Regions from separate parts of the Homo sapiens genome. Here region 1 is linked to region 2. The links are chromatin contacts, found by Hi-C or POLR2A ChIA-PET in ENCODE. All regions are on one chromosome and are shown on one strand. Each heading gives the region's core, a stretch centred on a gene start or an enhancer-like site at or near the end of the contact. The rest is flanking DNA. Distances are from core to core; before and after follow the strand shown. Region 1 overlaps PITPNM2 (phosphatidylinositol transfer protein membrane associated 2). Region 2 holds the start of RILPL2 (Rab interacting lysosomal protein like 2).

The links. A loop is a pair of places that touch in the nucleus more often than their neighbours do. ChIA-PET counts read pairs that join two places held with the same protein, here RNA polymerase II (POLR2A). Pooled maps may share reads with other maps.
Region 1: a pooled map shows a loop between it and region 2 (21-fold over the local background). The contact joins the enhancer-like site here to the promoter of RILPL2 in region 2. A Hi-C loop is called at or near these places in 7 of 50 pooled maps. POLR2A ChIA-PET finds 5 or more read pairs at or near these places in 2 of 52 experiments (activated CD4-positive, alpha-beta T cell and activated CD8-positive, alpha-beta memory T cell).

Annotation. Positions count from the first base shown.
Region 1 is chr12:123,074,435-123,077,269 of GRCh38, forward strand. All of the region lies in intron 2 of PITPNM2 (phosphatidylinositol transfer protein membrane associated 2), which reads right to left. Among named protein-coding and RNA genes, the nearest start is that of PITPNM2-AS1, 5.5 kb to the right of the region's middle. Within about 2 kb of position 1,542, at least 17 of the 41 ENCODE cell types and tissues checked have a DNase peak (open chromatin) inside an H3K27ac peak, as active enhancers do.
Region 2 is chr12:123,435,429-123,438,418 of GRCh38, forward strand. It overlaps RILPL2 (Rab interacting lysosomal protein like 2), which reads right to left and starts at 1,256. Exons shown (of 4, transcript NM_145058.3): 1 at 654-1,256. The coding sequence starts at 992. RefSeq lists an enhancer at 232-1,161 and a silencer at 1,003-1,262.

The sequences.
Region 1 (2,835 bases), core at 292-2,791, 360 kb before region 2:
TATACATGCCACACACATGCACACACACCTCACACACACAACATACCACACATGCACATATAAATACACACATGTCCATATGCACACAACACACACTCACATATACACCCCCCACATGAGCACACCACACACGCATATGCAAACACATCACACACCTCACATAGACACACACATGCCTACACATACACCCACCCACCCACACACACACACAAACACACACATATGGCCTCACAGCTCAGTACACCCTAAGCTTATCAGTCTCTGATGAATCCCTTCCCTTTGGGCTGGCGGCCCTCAGAAGCCCTGGACAGAAAGCCAGCACCCAGAGGCTCCCCTGCAGACACAAACATGCCAATCCCTGTAATACACCAGACCATGCAACAGAGCACCAGGGAGGAAAAGAGGGAACAGAGGCAGCTCTTTCCAGAAGTGGACAGGGACAGTTGTCTCACTCAGGTGAGACACTGAGCTGTAAAGCAATGCATAAAAAGGACAGCTGTCTGATCTTAACAATCCTGGGAACCGTTTACATGGGATCATGTTAGCATGAGAAGAATGCCAAATGGTAGGTACACCCCTGCTAGCAGGCAGGGAAAACATATTTGTGTGTGCGTGCATGTGGGTGTGAGCTTGTGAGTTGCATGTGCATGCCTGCATGGCATGTGCACATGTATTTGTGTGAGTGTGCATGTGGGGAGGCTGTGTGTGTGTATCTGCAAGCATATGTGCACTTGTGGGCAAAGGCGTGTATGTGCATGTATAAGTACGTGTGTGTTCAGGAAACTCACAAGAGAGACTGGGGGAGAGTTTAATGTTCATGAGCTTCTCTCTTCCTGCAGTTTAAGTCATCATGCAACACCACCAACAGACTTTTTCAAAGCTAGGCACGGGCTGGGCGGGGGCCAAGGCAGATGTTCTGAGTCCCAGAATCTCTGACCCGCATCAGAGCGGCCTGTCCTGCCCAGCACAGCCTGGGTGGTGGATTCCACCATGCTGCAAGCCAGGCCAGGGAAAAATAAATCAGACTTTCTCCTGGGAGCTTCACTGGCTTCGTGGGGTCTGTCTGAACCACAGGGCTTCCCACCACGCCCTTCCCTGAATCCCAGCGCTCCTGTCAAATTAAAGAAAGAACCACTCACCGCCTGAAAGCCAGCCAATGAGGTGATTATTCCAATTTTCCTGGAACGAGCTTTCCACACTTTCACAGGCTGGAGCCATCGGCGGCCCAGGCTCCCACCTCTCCAAGCTGCTCTCACGCCCCCTGCGGCTCCTTTCAAGTTAAGTCACCACTACGTGAAGTTATACTTTAGAGCAGCCGCTGAGAAAGGACACAGGAGGGCGGAGAGGCTGGGGCAGAGCACTCACGATCTACCTCAGGCAAATGCAGCCAGGCTGGAGGAGCCGGCCTCTCTCCTCAAAAGCCAGCTTGGCTCTGGCTGTTCTTTTGACTTTTGGGCTTGGTAACTGAACACACACTTGCATTGCCCTGAGCTCACACGAAAGCCCTCAGGGCAGAGGAAGCCCAGCAGCAACGGCAGGGCCGGGTGCCTCCCATAGAGGCTGAGAGCAGAGATGACGATCAGGTGCTGCCACTTGTGGGCTGGCCTTTAAGGTGTCACATCAGATTTTCCGCTCACTAGCAAACCAAAACCAAACTAAACAAAACTAGCACATGGCCTCCCCGCCCATCACATAACTCGTAAACCCATCAGAATTCCCAGCAACCAACCAGAATCCAGATGCCCGTAATGTTGTTAAGAAGCCTGCACACCGCCCAGATGCCAGGAGGGTCTGGGTGATTCTCCAGCCCCAAAGCAGAGGAAGAAACAGCACAGACCTGTGCAGACACAAAAGCATTCCTCTCATCCTGCCCAGTTGTAACCCATCTGATTGCTCAAAGAGAAGCACCAAGAATTGAGGGTCTCTGGGGGGCTCAAAGGCAGTTTTAAAGAAACAGGGCTTTGGGGAGATAAACATAGTTTAAAGATGCCCAACCACAGAACCACACAGGGAGTCCTGTCTCAGGCCACCTTCAAGGCTCTGATGCTGTTATTAAAACAATCTGACAGAGAGAATGCTGAAACAAAAAACAGAATCCAATCAGGTGCTCATGAGGCTGAAGTCCTATATTCAACTATTCACTTTGTGAGCCAATTCTGGTCCCACCCTCAATCCCCACTGCACCCTGAGACACAGACACATACTGGAACATCTAGACTTCTCTGCAGTCAGCCCTCCAAGTTGAGTGCCTCTTTCAGAGTTGACTATGGGTTCCCTGGTACCTGAACTCTGAAGCTCCCTGGTGAGTCAGACAGGGCTACTTGGTGTAACACTTCCTATTTAAAGATCAGAGAGGGGTTACTCTCAGACACCATTCAAACCCATAACTTCTAAGAACTGGGTGCTAAATCCGGTTTCTTTGGCCCTCACTTTCCATCAACACGGGAGCTGTTCTTGTTGACAACCAGGGGTTCTTTTTTCCATTGCCTGCTGCACAGGAAGCAGAGGTCACGGTGGGAGCTGCCTGTGCCGGGCATGGGTCGGAGTGTGTCTCCCCGGGCTGCGCTGCTGAGGGGTTAGCCTCACAGATTCCCTCTGGGAAAGCCACTTAAGAGTCATTCTGAATGCATCTACTGGGGATGGGGAAGAAATGATGCAGAATGTTGACCCACTGGGCAGCAGGCTTGAAATCCTGCCTGACCAAACTGTGCCGAGGGGCTGTCCCAAACAGATGGTGCTATCCAGACAGACACACTGGCAGGGCCGCTCTGCCTGAAGCCAGCCAGCAGACGATCCTCCCTACACCACCTTCTTGGAAATCTTGGTTATGGGGGA
Region 2 (2,990 bases), core at 6-2,505:
ATTTCTCTTTAGGTAAAATGTGTTTCTTGTCCAAGTGTGGTGGCTCACATCCACAAGCCCAGCACTTTGGGAGGCCAAGGTGGGAGGATTCCTTGAGCTTAGGAGTTTGAGACCAGCCTGGGTAACGGTGAGACCCCCATCTCTACAAAACATCAAAAAAGTTAGCCAGGCATGGTGGCACATGCCTGTACTCCCAGCTACTTGGAAGGGCAAGGCAGGAGAATTGCTTGAGCCTAGGAGGCCAAGGCTGTAGTGAGCCGTGTTTGCACCACTGCACTCTAGCCTGGGAGATAGAGCAGGACCCTGTGTCAAAAGAAAAAAAAAGTGTTTCTTGCTCTAGGTCAAAGGTTCTCAAACTGTGGACCCTGGGCCAATAGCATCAGCATTAACTGCGAACTCGTTAGAAATACAGATTCTGGCCAGGCAGGGTGGCTCACACCTGTAAACCCAGCACTCTAGGAGGCTGAGGCTGGGGGATCACTTGGAGCCAGGAGTTTGAGACCAGCCTGGGCAACACAGCGAGATCCCATCTCTTAAAAAAAGAAAAAAGAGAAAAGAGAAGAGAAAAGAAAAGGAAGGCGTCTCCCTGCCAGTAGGTGCCCTCCTACGCCCCGCAGGCGCCGTGGGCCCGGAACCCTCGCTCCCACACTCACCTCCCCGCTGGCCGGAGGGCTCTGTCTCCGCAGCCCCTCCACCTCCTTCCTGAGGTGGTCCCTCTCCATCTTCAGCTCCTCCAGCGCCAGGCTGCCCTCATTCACCAGCGCCTCCAGCATCTCCAGGACGCGGACGACTTTGAACTGCAGCTGCGTCACCCGGGGGTCGCTGCCCAGGGCCATAAGCTCGCGGCCCAACAGGTAGGAGATGTCATACACGTCCTCGGCGGTCAGCTGGAAGGGGCTCTTGCCCAGCGCCCCCTCGGGCCCAACCTCGTCCCTCTCCTCGTCCTCCTCTCCCTCCTCCTCTTCCTCTTCTCGCACAGGGGGCTCCTCCATGGCCACCCAGACCCCCGCCGACCTCGGAGCTGCTGTCTTGGAGTCTCCCAAAGGTTAGACTTCCTCCCGGCACCCAAAACTTTCCGCTGGGCAGAGTCCCTACCTGCCCAATCAGCGCGGCCCGGGGGTGGGCCCGGGGGGATGGTGCAAGGGGCCGCGCACGCGACTCTTGGGCCTGCGCCCCGGCGCACCGTCCCCGCTGCCAGCCACGCTGGAGAGTGCGCTCCAGGATGTGGTTTGGGGCGCGAAGGGACAACGGAAAAGGAGGCAGCCGAGAAGAGGAACGGGGAAGTTCAGGGGTGACGGCAATCGCCCCAGCCTGGGAACAGTTGCAGCCCCGGGGAGGAGCCGCCCTGAGCCCCGCCCCTGGCGACCGCTGCCAGGAGGTGCGTTTCCGTGGAGACGGAGTTTCCACCGTGCAATCCAGAGCGGGGTAAAAAGAACGCAACTTTTTCCTTTCCACCCTCGTGCTTTCCAGCCGTAGAATTTGCATCGTAGGTGATGGAAGATCCGGGTGTCTCTTTGAGGGTGTTTTCTGGAGCCTGCGGCCAAACAGAAAGCAGCTGCTGGGGGCAGCGCGACAGAGTCCCCGAGGCTTGAGGATCTGGAAAACTCCCAGGCAAATTGTCACTAGGGCCTGGGGCGTCCGACTTCGCTGTGACTCTCAATAAAATGGAGAATGTCTGCCCTGCTCACTTCGCTGGGTCCTCGGCTCCTCCACGTAACCAGCGCTGTCACCTTGGCAAGTTACTTAACGTCTCCGAGCCTCAGTCTCCTCCTCTGTAAAATGGGGACAATAGCGGGACCCAGGTGGCAGGGTTGCTGCGAGGAACATGAGCTTATGAGATCATGTGTGCGACACCTCAAGCACTTAGGAAGCACTCACATACGTGACTGCAATCCTTCATTCTTTCTTTCTTTCTTTCTTTCTTTTTTTTTTTGAGACGGAGTCTCCCTGTGTCGCCCAGGCTGGAGTGCAGTGGCGCGATCTCGGCTTGCTGCAAGCTCCGCCTCCCAGGTTCACGCCATTCTCCTGCCTCAGCCTCCCGAGTAGCTGGGACTACAGGCACGCGCCACCACGCCCGGCTAATTTTTTTGTATTTTTAGTAGAGACGGGGTTTCACCATGTTCGCCAGGATGGTCTCGATCTCCTGACCTCGTGATCCACCTGCCTCGGCCTCCCAAAGTGCTGGGATTACAGGCGTGAGCCACCGCGCCCGGCCCCTTCATTCTTTCTTCCACAGCGCTAGGGAGGAATTGCTGGTGTTGGAGACACCTTGCTACTTGGGTGAGAGAAGGAGGAGTAATTAACAAGAGAGAAACCCCTGTCTGAAAATCACAAAGCATTCGACACATATGCGGAATCCATATTACTGAGAATATTAGCAGAGTGGCGTAGAAACTTGAGTCATTCGCTGTGGCTCATGCCTTAATCTCAACACTTCAGGAGGCTGACGCAGGAGGATTGCTTGAGCCCAGGAATTTGAGACTAGCTTGGGCATCATAGTGAGACCCTGTCTCTACAAAAAGTAAACAAAAGTAGCTGGACACAGTGGTTCATGCCTGTAGTGGCAGGTACTCGGGAGGCTGAGGTGGGAGGACCACTTGAGCCCGGGATGTTGAGGCTGCAGTGAGCCAAGATCTCACCACAGAGTGGTGCCTGTGACAGAGTGGGACCATGGTGACAGAGTAAGATCATGTCTCAAAAAAAAAGGCACAACAAATCTCAAGTTATTTTAGGTTTCACTGGAGGTTTGTGATAGTCTCAGGCAGAAAGCTCAGCAACGGGGCTTGTCTTTCCCAGGAATGTATTGGCAGCTTTCCTTGTGATAGGTGTATCCATTTTCTCCACACTGAGGTACTAGAATCTCAATGGAGAATGTACATAGATTAAACCAACCAACAAAAGCAAAGCAAATTAACAAAACACACTATTTTCAGAGGGTCGTTTCTTTTTATTTTATTTTATTTTATTTTATTTATTTGTTTATTTATTTA